Linked DNA regions of Homo sapiens: region 2 is linked to region 1. Evidence: read pairs that join two places in POLR2A ChIA-PET (ENCODE). Cell type or tissue: MCF 10A. All regions are shown on one strand. Links, peaks and the distances in the headings refer to the core of each region. The heading gives the core; the rest is flanking DNA.

Evidence for each region. ChIA-PET counts read pairs that join two places held together with the same protein. Peaks named below come from ENCODE experiments on the same cell type or tissue, not always from the same donor. Only the 100,000 strongest peaks of a DNase experiment are listed, where the experiment ranks them.
Region 2: POLR2A ChIA-PET joins it to region 1 with 6 read pairs; 3 of 35 experiments call an interaction of 5 or more read pairs at or near these places.

The regions. Positions count from the first base shown.
Region 1 is chr6:161,404,635-161,409,693 of GRCh38, forward strand. All of the region lies in intron 9 of PRKN (parkin RBR E3 ubiquitin protein ligase), which reads right to left. Among named protein-coding and RNA genes, the nearest start is that of AGPAT4, 130 kb to the left of the region's middle. In MCF 10A, for the core only: no CTCF peak of the experiment used is centred there; DNase peaks (open chromatin) are centred at 2,197 and 3,097.
Region 2 is chr6:161,460,262-161,465,320 of GRCh38, forward strand. All of the region lies in intron 9 of PRKN (parkin RBR E3 ubiquitin protein ligase), which reads right to left. Among named protein-coding and RNA genes, the nearest start is that of AGPAT4, 190 kb to the left of the region's middle. In MCF 10A, for the core only: no CTCF peak of the experiment used is centred there; no DNase peak of the experiment used is centred there.

The DNA.
Region 1 (5,059 bases), core at 507-4,506:
TGTAAGAATTCATTTCTATGGCTCTGTGTTCAGAAAGACTTTTCTGCAGGAAAATTTATCATGGTGTATATCACTCCCTGCACAATGACGCAAGTCAAAATCAAGCATTTTCCATGGGAAGGCTCTGTTTCTAAGGATTGAAATGCTTATTCAGATAAGTCACTGAAATGGCACAGATGGCCACACCTGCCCCTTTATTGCTACAGAGAACCTGACATCCTCTTTCAAGTCGGTAGCAACATACTTCTAAAAACAGAATGCGAAGCCGTAAATACTGCAATGGAATGGAGTTCCAGCAGAAAAGTATATGTTTCTGTAAAGTCATAAAAAGGGGGACTAATTCTTCTCTTACTGGGATGGTCTGATATACGTTTAATGTTTTATATTTTCATTGAAGGCAGGAAGATAGACTAAATGATAACATTGCTTCCCACCTTCTCCTCCAGCTCTGACTCTTTAAACTGAATGCTGATTTATCTCTCCAAATATCTCACAGGCCTTTACTTTATTATGGGCCAGGAACAAATGGCAGTGGGTGAAATAGGCTTGGTCACACAGTGACAAGATTTACAATGGGATTTGGGGGAAAAGTCATTAGTCGTCATTTGCCATCCTGTGTTCATGCCCCTCTTTTTCAAAATTGCTGTTTAAAAGTGGGTCTGACTGGGCATGGTGGCTCATGCCTGTAATCTCAGCACTTTGGGAGGCTGAGGCAGGTGGATCAATTGAGGTCAGGAGTTCGAGACCAGCCTGGCCAACATGGTGAAACCCCGTCTCTACCGAAAATGCACAAATTAGCCAGGCATGGTGGCACACATCTGTAATCCCAGCTACTTGGGAGGCTGGGGCAGGAGAATTGCTTGAACCCAAGATGTGCAGGTTGTAGTGACCCAAGATCGTGCCATTGCACCCCACTCCAGCCTGGGTGACAAAGCAAGACCCTGTCTAAAAAATAAAATAAAATAAAAATTAAAAATAAATAAATAAATAAATAAATAAATAAATAAATAAATAAATTTGGGTCCACCATAATCAGCATTTTGGGCCAGCTTCCAGGAGAAAGGGAAGGGAAACTGAGGGTCCATGAGTGCTCACAGCCAGGCAGGCTCGTGTTCCAAGTCTCGTACCCGTTGGGCCATTTGAGAAGTGGCAACAGGGGATCAGCAGAAGGGTTAACTGCCAAGTCTATGCCTGTTCCTACCAATTTGGCAGTCCAAATAGATTTTTCTTTTAAAGTAGACTTTTGCTCCCACTAATTTGGAAAATGATGCTTTTCTTTGCTGAAGAGGAATGTCAAGTTAATTTCAAGGATCTAAAATAAACATATATCTGACACTGGCTCAGCATGGGAGTAAACCCACCTCCTTAAGAGCACTGGGAAAGAACCTGATAAGGGAAGCTGGGGATTGGTCTGTGGATGGAAATGACCCTCACAATCTCCTGGCTTTATGTTTTGTTCCTTTATACATACGTATATATATACACATATATACACACACATATATATACATATATACACACATATATATACACATATATATACATACATATATACACACATATATACATATACACATATATACATATATATATATACACACACTTGATTTGAGGTGTTGGTTTACAGTAAAATCTTCCCACTTAGCATCTACTTTTCTCAATTTTTTTCAAAGTCATGAAGTTTAGTTTGATGTTATCTAAAAGGGTGCTGATCCACTATGGGCACATTTTAGCTATTTTTCTCAAATCCACCAAAAACGTAAGGTGGTTGCTTTCAAGTTCTTCTTTTAGGGCGAGATGTCTGCTCAGTATATAGAAACTTTTTAAATGCTTCAATCACTGTAACTTGATAGGAACTTCCTATTTTGTTTCTTTGAATGGTACCCTAAGTTCTGCTTTATAATATCAGTAACCACAGGATTTTGAGTGCAATGCTCTATATAGCACAACAAAGTGGCTTCTTAGTATTAGCCCGAAGGAAATATGTTTTGGGTTAATGGCAATACAGTGACTTTCAACAAAAACTCCTTTGGCCCCAGTCATTTCCATTCTCTGCAGGCAAAATGGATCCTTCTCTCTTTGTGTTCAGTGATGAGCAAGCATTTCAAATGTACATACAACTTGTTTCTGTCAATCAGTGATTCACGCCGAGTCATGTTCAATCATGTTACCACAATCTGGAATTTGCAAATCTGTAAGCATTTCTCAGGCAATGAATTATGTCAACACAATTGCACCATCATTGATGGACTTGGAAATGCAGACAGAACTGAAGAGGAGCGTCTCGGCACTGCTGCTACGGGTAAGGACAGAGCTTCTTGCTGACTTGGAAACATCATGAGCTTAGGCCAGCCAAGGTTTAGGCTCGTTGGATATTTTTAACAAAATGGGACTTCAGAGAAATTTAATTAAGATTTATTTCAAATTAAGATCACCAAATTATATTTACATAAAAGCCTCTATAATGAGTATGCTATATTTGTCATTAAAATGTCTTTATATTTTTATAAATATGGTTTCACAATTTTTTACAGAGTCATAATCTACATGGAAAACAAAAAGTCATACCAAAATTATAACTGCTAAGAGAGATGTTAATGGTAATTAATCATGAGTGAGTCATAAATATAGAAACGCACTGACTTGATAAATAAGAAACAATATTGCTTCTCATTTGGCAAAGCTGAAAAGGGAGGGGCTGGGGAAGGGGGCAGCTGCACTCGGTGGGAGGCTCTGCACACTGGCACAATTGTTTGCTGGGAGGTAATTTAACAGGACTGAAATGCCTCCATTCTAAGATGACATTAATGGTAAAAAGCACCTTCAATTTAATAGTGGCTTGACCAAAGAAAGAAAAGCTCCATCATACTACCATTGTAAACATCCACATCAATTTACAATATCCTGATTTCAGAAATGTTAAAATACACAAAAAGGTACTTCTTAGAGTTGAGGATAAGTGTTGGATGCAAAGCTGTCAGGCCTCTGAGTCGAAGCTCAGCCATTATAACCCCTGTGACCTGCACATATACGTCCAGATGGCCTGCAGGAGCCAAGAAGTCTGAAGCAGCCAAAGAAAAACCACAAAAGAAGTGAAACAGCCAGCTCCTGCCATAACTGATTGACCAACCTTATGACATTCCACCATTATGACTTGTTCTGGCCCTGCCCCAACTGATCAGTTGACCTTGTGACATTCTTCTTTCGGACAATGAGTCTTATGATCTCCCCACCATGCACCTTGTAATCCCCTCCTCTGCTAACAATAGATAACCTCCTTTAACTGTAACTTTCCACTGCCTACCCAAGTCCTATAAAGCTGCCCCTCTCCTATCTCCCTTCGCTGACTCTCTTTTTGGACTCAGCCCACTTGCACCCAAGTGAATAAACAGCTTTATTGCTCACACAGAGCCTGTTTGGTGGTCTCTTCACATGGACAGGCTTGACAAAAGCTTTAAAAACATGCACATGCTTTGACTCTCTAACTTCCTCTTCTAGGAATTTTTCTTTTTAGAGAAAAGTCAGGAACACAGGAAAAATTCGGCCGTGGGAAAATTATCATCATTCCGCAAGATACACATTTACATAAGTCATGGCACACCCTGACAAATGGTCATCATTAAACATGGCGTTAGAGAAATGCAAAGATGTTTGTGACACACAATTAAGGGTGAAAAACTGGTAAAAAAAAAAAAAAAAAAAGCCCATCAGCATAAACTCGTCTCTGTTAAAATTGCGGACATGTGGGTTTGCGTATACATGTAAAACGTATCTAGAAAGCTCTACAGCAATGAGTCAAAAATCCCATGTCCAGCCACGTGGGATTATGTTTGTTTTCTAGGTTTTCCTTTTTTTTTTTTTTTTGGTACAATTTACTGACATTGTCTAATGAGTATGTATTACTTTTGTAATAATAAAAACTCTTTCATTTTTCCACTTAACAATATTGAGGGCTGATGAGCCTGTGCCATGGGTCAGGGGGTCGGCGAGGCTGATACCGGGAGTGGACATGTGTGGAATGCAAGTAGGATCTGCAGGAAGAAAACAGTTGTGGGAATGCTGTTGGTGGCAAGATCTGCTGTGTATGTTTTGTCCCCATACAATGTCACTAGAAACCATTCATGGGCATTAAAAAAGAATCCACAATGACATCTCTTTTCATTATTTCATTAAAATAAAACATTAGGAAATAGCCAATGAAATCTTATCTAAAATGAGGTGGACTTTGCCCATTTATATGCTATCCCCCCAAGTAATTCACAAGCATGCAGCAAGACTTGCAGATGCTGTATTAAGGAGGCCACATTTTAATTTTAATTTTTATTTTTTGAGACAGAGTCTCGCTCTGTTGCCCAGGCTGGAGTGCAGTGGTGCAATCTCAGCTCACTGCAACCTCTGCCTCCTGGGTTCAAGCGATTCTCCTGCCTCAGCCTCCCAAGTAACTAGGACTACAGGCTCCCATCACCATGCCCAGCTAATTTTTGTACTTTTAGTAGAGATGGGGTTTCACCATATTGGCCAGGCTGGTCTCGAACTCCTGACCTTGTGATCCACCCGCACTGGACTCCCAAACTGCTGGGATTACAGGTGTGAGCCACCACCCCCGGCCAGGAGAACACATTTTTAAACTCTGTGGTAATGGTTGAGAATACTCTTCATTACTACAAGCATTTTGGACAGAAAATCTCTGAGACGATGACAGCATTGTGTGTTCTCTAAAGCGCCAGGTTATAACGGCCATATGTCTCCCTGAGTAGGATTTTCCAGAAGAAATTACCAAATGGCACACAAAAACGCAGTGTGCTGACACTAATACATAAAATGCGGAAGGACCCAGTCTTTCCAGAGTGCCCCTTTCTCAGGACATAGACAAGTAGCTTTCCTACTGACAGCACCTCTCAGTTCAAAGGAAAGTGGTGTGCTTGCTGGATATTTTTAGATTGCCAGAATGTTCAGTGGAATCACATAAGGCCGTCACTATAAAAATGAAAGCAAGCCCAACCTTGGTGTGATGTTTTGCAATAAACAGCAATCCATGGAATAAGAATTTAAGACCCAA
Region 2 (5,059 bases), core at 503-4,502, 56 kb after region 1:
GATGGGCACCGTGTGTTTACAGAGGAGAGTGCCTTTGACCAAGATCTTGAAAAGTGGGTTAGATATTGCTTGGGAATAATGGGCAAAGGAGGTGCCATACTCCCTCTGGATAGTCTCAGGCCCAAATATCCATTTAGGATCTCTGGAATATAATGGGCTATACTTGGCATTGGAGTCATTTAGAAGGACACAGGACAAGAAGCAGCATATCAGCAGGAAGGGCCAGGGGACACTTCTCTGAACCCCCGTGATCACTTGGGTTTGGGGAAGGAGACATGCTGGTAGGTAAGGAGCAATGCTGGGGTAGAAGCCCCAGGTGCCACATGTGCTGGCAGGAGTTCCGGGGGCACAAGGCCAAGCTGAAGAAGACACAACTTCATCGCCGTGAGCATGACTTCCAGGGATGTCCACAGCTGTGGCTTCTCCCAGGTATTTATAGTTCATTTACAGTCCTGCCTGTCAAGATCCCACACACCAACCAAGAGTTATCTTTTTTTTTTTTTTCTTCAGATGGAGTCTCGTTCTGTCGCCAGGCTGGAGTGCAGTGTCACAATCTCGGCCCACTGCAATCTCAGACTCCCTGGTTCAAGCAATTCTCCTGCCTCGGCCTCCCAAGTAGCTGGGACTACAGGTACGCACCACCACGCCCAGCTAATTTTTCTTTCTTTTTTTTTTTTAGCAGAGACGGGGTTTCACCATGTTGGCCAGGATGGTCTTGATCACCTGACCTCATGATCTGCCTGCCTTGGCTTCCCAAAGTACTGGGACTACAGGTGTGAGCCACCATGCCCGGTCCAAGAGTCATCTTTATCATAAGTACTTACTGTCTATTAACCCCATAAACATTCCACCTGCATCAGTTTTTCAGAAAACAGAACTGAACGTCAAGTTTGTCCTCAGGGACAGAGAAAGAGTTTTGCTAGCCAGTGGCTCAGAGGAAGCAGCGGCCTGTGCAAAGGTCTGGAGGTCTGAAAAGTACTCAGTGAGTTCCGGACCCGGAAATGGTTCAACATGAGTTAAGTATAAGGTGTCGCTGGAGATGAGGGGGATGGTGGAGAGGGAGGGTAGGTGGAAGATGAGGCCAGAGGGTCCAGAAAACAAAGTAGATGGTCTTAAGGAGCTGAGGTTTTTAAGCTCTAGGGAATCACTTTATGGGGGGTGTTATGAGCATATTTTATGGTATGGGGATAAAGGATGGATTACTAGGGGGAATACACTCAAGGCAGGAAGAGTGTAGGTTGTTCCAGTAGTTGAGGTAAAGAGTGGGGACCCTGAGTTAATAGGAAAGAGGAGGTGGATGCAGGAATCACTGGCCTTCTGGAATCAATCAGTTATCAGTCAGCCACTGGAGATAAAAGGGTCTGGAATACATGCACGGAGGATTCTAAGTGCCACTCATTGCAAGGACCGAGGTAAGAAGAGACAGGACAGGGTTGCATGTGGGTGAGGGAAGAGGTGGAAAAATGAGCTCAAATATTGACATTTTACATTTGAAATGCTTATGAAAATTCCAAATGGAGGTATCCAGTAGGCAATGTGAAGTATAATCCAGGAGCTCTAGAGAATGGTCTAGTTAGAGACACAGACTTGGGGCCTATCAACTATAGGCAGTCAGAACTGCAGAAATACACGAGAAGGTCTGAGGGAGGGCTTGGCTTGAAGAGAGGACCAAGGATGGTCACCTTGAAAATAACAGCGGTTAAAGGGCAGGTGGAAGACTAGCTTGCAATGTGGGCTGTGAAGGATGGCAATGGTGGGGGAAGATGGCTGGAAAGGTGGGTGAGAAGGGCACCCACAAGCTAGCAGGGGAGGGAACAGTCAACAGTGCCAAATGCCGCCACCTGCAATGAGCGGGGACTCACTACGGTAGGGACCTACACATGCTTTGTCTCATCCTTTTCATCTTTGCACAATATTAGCCTCTACTGTCTTCCAATATGACCAAAGTCTAGTCCATCTAGAGAGATCAGATCAAAAGTGAGCCTGAATCATTTACATCTAACAATGTTATCTAGACAGCATGCTTTTATTCTGAATCACCTGAACTTCCAGCTATCTGTGGTTTATAAGCTGGCATAAGCTGGCATTTTTCAGTCGAAATACCACAGGGAGAGGTATTTTAGGAGCTGATTTGGTATTCAGTTAATACTGTAGAACGTGCTCTTCCATTACCTTGAAGCTAATGACTAGCTAAATTAGTTATATGGCCCAAAGCAAAGATAAGATGGTTAGTATGTTTGACCAGTCATTAAAATGTGTGTCTTTCTGGAAAAATATTCTCTGAAGTGAAATGACACCATGATGTCTGATCAGCAATATAGCTCACCCTTATTTTAAAAGGTCTACTTTGAATGTCTCCCCAGGGTGATCATATTAAAAAAATCAAAATTTAATATGTCATTAACAGAGGTTAACTTGCTGAAAAATAAGCTGAATTCGTTGGGAATTGCTGCTAAAACATTCTGTAGCTGGAAAATATCACCCTGTTTCTCTGGAGAACGGTAGCAATAAAAACACACAGAATACACTTTCATCCCAAAATTGGCATACTTTAAATAATCCATGATTTTTTTGTTCTAAACTGGCTTAATAGGTCTGAGGCCAATAATATTTTCTATTTCCTCAGGATTTCTTCACTCAGTTTTTTTGTTTGGTAGAGCACTTAGTATTAACAAGGCACTACAGTAGGCTATAGGGGCATGAAGATGTCAGAAGTTCTATGTATAGTAGACTGCAATGTACTGGAAGCAACAGGAAAGTCAGAGAGATAAATACTTACATAAATACTAAATAGAGAAAAAACTACCTAATGAGAATTATGGGTGACTGAGCACCAAGGGGTTCCAAGGTCAGTGTGAGCCCTTCTGGCTGGAGTGGTCAGTGATATATTATTGAAGAAGGTGGCATGGGGCACCAGTAGAATTCCTGAGGCATCCAGATTCAGCACGGCCTCTGGAAGGTGACTGCCAGGTCAGCTTCACTGTCAGCTGGTGCCTCTCCTGACCCCTCCTCCCTTGTTACCAAGGATGCCAAAACTTTCCCAGCTTTCAGAATGACGACTGTTTGGTTCTACCTGGCTTATCCTTACTGATCCTGCCTAACTGGCTCTTGAATCATGTTTTCCAGAGGTCAACTGAGTCTAAGAAGACATTAAAAATCCTGAAATTGGCCATATCATCCTGCCCCTCCTTGATTTTGGACAGGATGCATTTGGGATCTGGCAGCACTTTTCTGAGGGCATCAACTACCAAGGTTGGAGGGATCTTTACATCAACCTACACTATACCTACCAGATGCTTTCTTTGACCATCTTGATATCCAGATATGGAGTATTCCCATTTCTTGGTTCCCATGGACTGAAACTTTACAGGTAAAGGCCAAAGTTTTGATTCAGCATGAATGAGAAATTCAATGTACTATAAGCTGGAAAGACTTGGCTGAAACTCAGCCCCAGCTAAAGCAACATCAGAACTGCATACACAGTGGTAAAGATCAAGTGTCCACTTTGGAAGTATAATCTTTATCTAGTGATCACTTTTCCAACATTTCCATCCAAATTTTGGAAGCACCTAAATCCAAGCCCTGCAACTATCCCACAATATTATAGTATTATTCACTTATATTTAAGATACTGTACTCCATAGAGCTAGGATGGTAGACATCAACATACAGAGACCTTTAGGGTTTTTTTTGTTTTTGTTTTTGTTTTTGTTTTTTTGAGAAGGAGTTTCGCTCTTGTTGCCCAGGCTGAAGTGCAATGGTGTGATCTTGGCTCAGAGTTTTGCTCTTGTTGCCCAGGCTGGAGTGCAATGGTGCAATCTTGGCTTACCACAACATCCGCCTCCTGGGTTCAAGAGATTCTCCTGTCTCAGCCTCCTTAGTAGCTGGGATTACAGGCATGTACCACCACGTCCAGCTAATTTTGTATTTTTAGTAGAGACAGGGTTTCTCCATGTTGGTCAGGCTGGTCTTATACTCCCGACCTCAGGTAATCTGCCTACCTCAGCCTCCCAAAGTGCTGGAATTACAGGCGTGGGCCACCATGCCCAGCTGGTACTTTCTCAAGCCAGGGATTGGATTGGGAAAACTGATGGAGTTGGCCAATTCCTATGGAAGTCACATTTCATTCCTGGAAACTTTGAATCTCAGATTTTCTTTTTTAAAGAAACTTCATCTATATATCATTTATATAATATGAAATATGTCAGTTTTAATTGTATACTTTGATGAGTTTTGGCAATATATGCACCACTACAATCAGGATGTATTTTATAACCTTTCCATGTTCTGAAAAAGGTTTTCTCACGCCCATCTGCAGTCAACACCATCCTATGCCCACCTAGCCTAAGGAAATCATTGAACTTCTTTGTGTAACTACAGTCTTGGTATTGGTAATTTCTCAGAAAGTGTAAACTCATGTTCATTAGCAGACAAATAGAAAAATGAATTACCAAATAATTAAATAATGCCTTGAAGGGCTCCAAAGTAAGTCACACCTCAAATTCTGACATACAGGCCCCTAAGGTCTCTTATGAATCCCCAGTGAAACGAATTAGTCAAATGTCAGGTAAAACCATCAGGCAATACACAAGTTCCTCCACCTTGGCTTCCCCACCTGTTGCTTGCTGGGTCACTTGCTCCCCTTTGCTTAGCCAGTTCGACCCACAAAATATCTCCTTGGAAGCCTTAGCTCTTCAAGGAGGTGACAACTGCTTCTGCAGAGCTCAGGTCCTTGTGGTCAACAAAAGCGATAGGCTGCGATCCTCTCCAGGTGAGCTGCAGAGGTTAGAAAGCCCTTCAATCACTGACTCTTGCAGCTTGGAGTATGCAAAAAGTCGCAGCGACAGAGACAGCAGTCTAGACGGTGAGTCTTCTTTCATACCGTCGAGACTGGCCCATGCAGGACCTGCTTTAGGCCTTTCTGCCTCAGTGTTTGCTTACTGCTCTAGTTCTTTTTGAAAGGCGACATGCTTTCTGGCTTGCTTCTTTTGGTAATAATGATGACTTCTTAACATTGGGATTTTAAAAAATCATCTTGGAGCTGACCTACATTTTTATA